Linked DNA regions of Homo sapiens: region 1 is linked to region 2. The links are chromatin contacts, found by Hi-C in ENCODE. All regions are on one chromosome and are shown on one strand. Each heading gives the region's core, a stretch centred on a gene start or an enhancer-like site at or near the end of the contact. The rest is flanking DNA. Distances are from core to core; before and after follow the strand shown. Region 1 has its middle 76 kb from the start of HTR4. Region 2 holds the start of HTR4 (5-hydroxytryptamine receptor 4).

The links. A loop is a pair of places that touch in the nucleus more often than their neighbours do. Pooled maps may share reads with other maps.
Region 1: a loop to region 2 is called in a map of left cardiac atrium, with 2.2 times the contacts of the local background. The contact joins the enhancer-like site here to the promoter of HTR4 in region 2. A Hi-C loop is called at or near these places in 1 of 168 maps with a recorded cell type or tissue (left cardiac atrium) and 5 of 50 pooled maps.

Annotation. Positions count from the first base shown.
Region 1 is chr5:148,729,361-148,732,306 of GRCh38, reverse strand. No RefSeq gene overlaps it. Among named protein-coding and RNA genes, the nearest start is that of HTR4, 76 kb to the right of the region's middle. Within about 2 kb of position 1,591, at least 2 of the 41 ENCODE cell types and tissues checked have a DNase peak (open chromatin) inside an H3K27ac peak, as active enhancers do.
Region 2 is chr5:148,653,277-148,656,114 of GRCh38, reverse strand. It overlaps HTR4 (5-hydroxytryptamine receptor 4), which reads left to right and starts at 1,588. Exons shown (of 7, transcript NM_000870.7): 1 at 1,588-2,053.

The DNA of each region.
Region 1 (2,946 bases), core at 342-2,841, 76 kb before region 2:
TTTAACCAGGAAATTTCCCAATTTAGACCATTCTGTATCAATTTCTCTTGACATAATTGTCCTCTTTTTTATCCATTAATACCGTTCTTCTTTTCAGAAAACTTTTTAGGTTATATCTTTGAATTCTCTTTTTTCTTTCCTTGTACTCTAAGGATGTCAGTTGTCTTCACGTTGGATAATTTTTTCTCTCTGTATCTACCTTTATTTTAATTGCTTTGTCTTTTCATCCTGCATTTTCTATGACTGTCCCCAGCCATCTCTCCATGACATTTGCAGCTACATTTTTCTCTCCTTTGCAATTTATAACTTATTACATTTATAACTCATTGTTTTGTTTTTCAATTTTTCTTAGCTCCACAATGTCTTCTTCCATCTTCTTTATTTTATAATTTATCTTAGAGGTACTGTTTTACTGAATTGATATTCTTAATGAACTCTTCTCTGTAATTAAGCGTTCAAAAAGAACTTGCACTTCACCTTTGAGTTTTATTTTCTTCCTGAGGGTTTTTGGTTTTGGTTTTGTTTTGCCTTTTTCTTGCTTACTACTTATTTTGTAGTAGCAGATTTGCATAATTTTGTACTGTTTCTTTTCATTTTGCTCATGCTTAACAGGGAGCAGTTTTGTTTGTAGTTTCTGTAAAATGACGCGGATGGATTCTCCTTGATGTCTTTCTCACTTTATCTGGAACTATCGTGTCTTCTCCTCACCAAAGAATCAGTTTCAGAGGTGGGTGTGGCTTTCTATTTATTTTTTAATTAAAGCATATTCTTTTGAATTCTCAGTATTTCGTTGACTACCTTTGCTTTTGGGAGAAGGGCTGGCCTTAGAAGTTGTACCAGTCATATCAGAATCTTTCTTTTCATGGATGCCAAACCTTATGATTCAAGCAGTACCCTTTCCTCTCTAGCCGCTAATGTATTATTTGGCTTAAAAAATAACCATTTCATCAGGTGGGGAAAGAAGTTTCTGTGATCCTGTTTTGCTCTGCTATCTTTACGTGGAGTTGGGTGTTAAAGCAAGAGCCAGGTGCATTTTTGGGAGGAATTAGTTATGAAAAGAAACAGACCAGATGATTTTTGAAGTTTCTTTTAGCTCAACATACTGAGATACGACTATTATGACAACAGGGGTCGCCCGACCGTTGAAAATTACCAAGTTCAACAATGTAATAGTAAGAGGCATTGCAATTGTCAGACCACTAGAGGGCAGATCTTGGCCACAATTGGAAGTAGTCACAGTAAATAGTTACTATTGTCAAATGAATTGTGCTGGAGCTCCTTTAAACTTTTACAAAAAAATCTGAAAAGGACAAACTGCAGGGAAACCGAGCTCAAATTATCTGACAGTTGGGGGCTACTCATTTGTAAAAGGGGTCCCGTGATTCTCTGTCTTGCCATCTGTATCCATCTCCCCTTAGGTGTTCACTTTTGCCAATCCCCCCGTCATCCAAGCTTGAAAACTAGTAAAGCATGCCCAGATCCTCCATTCGCTGTGCTATTTTCCAGCTGGCAGGTAGAAATTTGAAACACCTCGCCCAGAGTTACAGCCGCCCAGCTCATAAATGGTGAAGACCTGAAATGGAGCCCACCTTGCTGGCTCCTGTGCCTTCTGAACACCTCTCCAGGAGAGCAAGCTCTTGTCACTGATACTTCACTTCTAGCATTGAAACCGCAAGAGAAGCAATACCAGCAAGAGATGAATCAAATCCTCCCTTCAGCCCTTGCTGTTGGCAGCTCCCTATGGCATTCTGAATCATTACCCTGGACAGACTTTTGTGACCCAAGGATAAGCCTCCTTACAACAAAGATAATAGAAACCTGCCTTTGCTGCCAAGGATGTTTCATTTGTCTCTCATACTGGGTCTTGCTGCTGGAGGTAACATTTGCCAGCATAAACTTTCAGCCTGCTGTTTACCAAATTCCTCTGTACATCACTCATCATGCTTCACCAGGGAATTCAAGGCTTATTTTGCCCTCCTGGACTGCTTTCCTAGCCTTAAGTCTTTGGCGACACATTACATCACATACATGTAAGACAGATGCCTGCTTTTCCCTCCACTCAGGGAAGCTCTGAACCCACGATGTCAGTAAAATCCTGCTAAAGTTTTCAGATCAGGATGTAAGTTATGTGCTCTGTTAGTAATACAAATTGGGAGTATCCTTGATATGACTGTGTCCTTACAAGAAGAGATGTTTTATTTTCTTCATGTAGATTTAGTTTGGGCTATCCCAGAAAAATCACTGTTTTCTCTTGGGAAATATGTTGGCTTAAATATTGATAGATCTTCCTAAGACCTGATTCCTCCCAACAGGCAGCAGGCAGATCTGATGTTTTGTTTCAGCTGAGCTGTAAACATGATCTGCAGCTGGTGTGGTTTAGTTCACTGTGGATTAAAGTGTTCTGTGTCCCCCAGTCAGATGAACATATGTAGAGAACTATACTTTCTAGTGGCCTTGTCTGGAGCCCAGAATAGTGGAAAGGATATGTTTTTATTGTGATTTATTCTATCAAAGAAATAAATTGGGCCTTAAATTAGGGAAGGGGGTAGGTTTGCTTTTTCATTCCTCTGGGGCTGAAGCAGGTAAGAGTTTGGACTCAATGGGCAAAAAAGACAATAAAATTCTCATGGGGGAGATGAGCCAGTTCTTGAAAGGAAGGAAGGAGGAAAAACACTCTCAGACCTATGGATCATAGGAGTGGTTCTATCTCGTATCAGTTACAAATTTTCATTTTCCTTGCATTATTATCAATATTTCAGTAGACATCAGACCTCACAGCTTAGCATGTGCTGGGTTAAGGAGAATTAGGAAAAGGTCTGTGTTCTTCTGGCATGGGCTATACCAAGACAGGGGCTGTGTCCCTTGGGCTGTGTTCTTTGAGAACATCTTGCAAAAAGATCCTGAGAAACAGTTGTGAGAGGTGACCAGCAGAGGGGCCTACAGCAG
Region 2 (2,838 bases), core at 339-2,838:
TCTGCCTGAGGAAGACCATGCTGAGCTCAATGAAGAGGATGGACTGGAGGGAGAGAAGACCAGTTAGACAATCTTTGATGATTACCTCTCTCTCTCTCTCTCTCTCTCTCTCTCTCTCTCTATATATATATATATATATATATATATACACATACATACATACATATATATAAAATTAGGCCCAGTGGAAATAAGAAGGAAGGGACAGATGCAAATGACAGAGTGGAAATAGAGTCCCCAGGAACTGGCAAATGTTTGAGTAGAAAGTGGGGAGAAGGGGAACAGAGGTGGAGGTGTCAAAGATGATTCAGGCTCTGAGCATCCATGAGTGAGGATAATGGCTTTATTTAAGTGAGGTGTTTGGTTTAGGGAAGGGGAGTAGTGGCAAATTCAAGTTTAGATCTTATTGTCATTAAAGAAACAATCTACAGCTCCTCTCCTTTTAAATTTTTCATAGGGGATATGAGATAAATACATATTCAAGACATACACACCAAGGAAAGAACTAACAGGTGGAAATGGCTGAGAGATGTTGAGACAAAAACTTGGCACAAAGATGGTGAAGAAGACATACACAGAATGGGGACTCAGATGGGAGGAGAAGGAAAGAAGAGAGAAAAAAGTGTAAGAGTAAGATGGGGAAGAAATATAGACCATGAGGAAGAAGGAAGGACCTAACAAAATAGAGGGAAAATGAGAGACAAGGCATGTCAACAGAGAGAAACTAAAAAAGGGACCAACTCAAAGGTTTCTAGCATGGATAAGTTGGTCAATTTAAATTTCCAGTTCACTTGAGATGTGCTTACAATCGTTAAGTTAATAATTTTTAAGATTGTCTTTGCAGATTTATTTACTTTCAGAAGTTAATCACTGTCCACAGCTTCTCTGTTTTGTTTAGGTTCCAGGAGGCCTCAGTGGCCCTTGAGGGGGTGAATTATTCACCCATTACCCCTTTGCTCCCTGCCTGCCTCCGTGAAGGAAGGCTCTGCTCGCTCCTGCCCTTCCCAACATGCTTAGGCTAACTCTTGAATTATTTTATCCTTGGAATTTGAGGCTTTTGTCACATGTGTTGAGGAAAAATATTTTTCACTCTGTCACCGTCCCTCACAGGTACTGCAACTCACTAAGTGGCACACCTGCACCACACAACTGTGAGTTTATGCCCGTGTTACAGACGGGAGCGTTGAGGCTTGACTCTTGTTTAATTACATGCTCAAGGTCACAGGTGGTCAAAGCTGGGAGGACAGGCTAAGACAGCAAATAGTGGACTATCAATATGGACAGGATCATTTAGGAAGACTTCAGGCAAATGGAATCATTGTCTCTGGAAAACTTGAGTCTTATATCCAAGGTGCTACGAAGCTCACTCTGAACCCTGCACCCAAACTCTCCCTGCTCTGGCAGAGGCAGAGGCATAAGAAGGAAGTAAACTATACAGGGATAGGATTTCCCTGGCACAGACGCCACAAACGCTTTCATGTTTATTATATTTGAATAGAGGAAGTGGGCACTCAGAGAGGCTAACCAACTTGTCCAAGGTCACCCAGGAGCCTGCAGTCAGCCCAGGGCTCCTTCCTGCCCTCCATCAGATGAGCAGCGCTCCGGCCAGGGAGGGCGCGTGCTGGCCAGCCCGGAACGGGTGAGATCGCTCCAGCCCGCCTCTGTGCCCACTCCCCTGTGCGCCCTGCCGGCAGAGCGGCACCCCCGCTGTCCCTGGCGCCCAGTGGGGGCGGCAGCGGGCAGGGCAGCGGGGACCACCGGGGCTGGGGGCTGTTGAGCCCGTGGAGTCCGGCTCGGTTGGGGAGAAGGACGATGCGCGGCGAGCCCAGGTGATCCGGGGCTGGGGTCCTGCGCCCGCAGCCCCTGGCCCGCGCCTCACGCTCGCCGGCTCCCCAGCGCGGGGGCTGGAGCCCGCACCCGAGGGGGCGGCAGGGAGGGCGCAGGCAGCGGCTGGGAGCGCAGCGGCAGCGGCGGCAGCAGAAGCTCGGCTCAGCGGCTGGGGGTGGCCGCTCGAATCTGCCAGGGCACCTCGCTCCCTCGCCTCTGGCAGCGGGTATGTGCGGCAAGTGCGCCGGGGGTCGGGACCCCAGGAGCCCACGGGTGCCGGTGGGGACGCGGCGGGGGCGGGGCAGCACGACGGGGTCGGGGGCTTGGGGGTTCTGGACTCAGGACACCCGGCTTTGCGGCAGGGTGGGCTTCGGGGCGGCTCAGGGTGTAGGTGGGCTGGCTGGTTGTATACAACGTGTTTCCAGCGTGGGATCACTGTAGGCTTGGGGCTGGTGCTTTCCACTTGTGTATGTAAGTACTTGTGAAACTGCATGTGTGCTCACTGACTATACAAGGGAGGTTGTGTATGTAAAGATTTGTGTGTGTGCGTGTGTGTAAGAGAGAGCGCGCACAGGCTGTGCATCCATAGCCAAGTGTGTAACTGGATGTGTGTGTGGACTCTATGGCTGGTCCTTGATGTGCAGCCCAGAGTGTGCTGTGTGTGTGTGTGTGTGTGTGTTAGAGAGAGAGAGACAAGATAGTGTGTCTTGAGCGTCCACTTTGATGTGTGTGTATACGTAGCCATGAGTGTGTGGGTACGATGTGCTGCATAAAGCCTTGGCGGTCACTGCCGGTACTCGCAACCATCCTGCAGTTGCCTTTCACAGAATCCCAATCCCGATTTCAGATGCATTTCCTCACAGCTTGCTACCCTGTGCGGCACTGTGCTGTTAGTTGTCTTTGAAAGAAGTGGATGTTGGTACAAGGAAGTGGCAGCTGGCAGAGGTCAAAAAGTGGTAGGCATGAGCTTGTCTTCCTAGAGTTCAATGTTAAGAGAAAATCTTGGCTTGA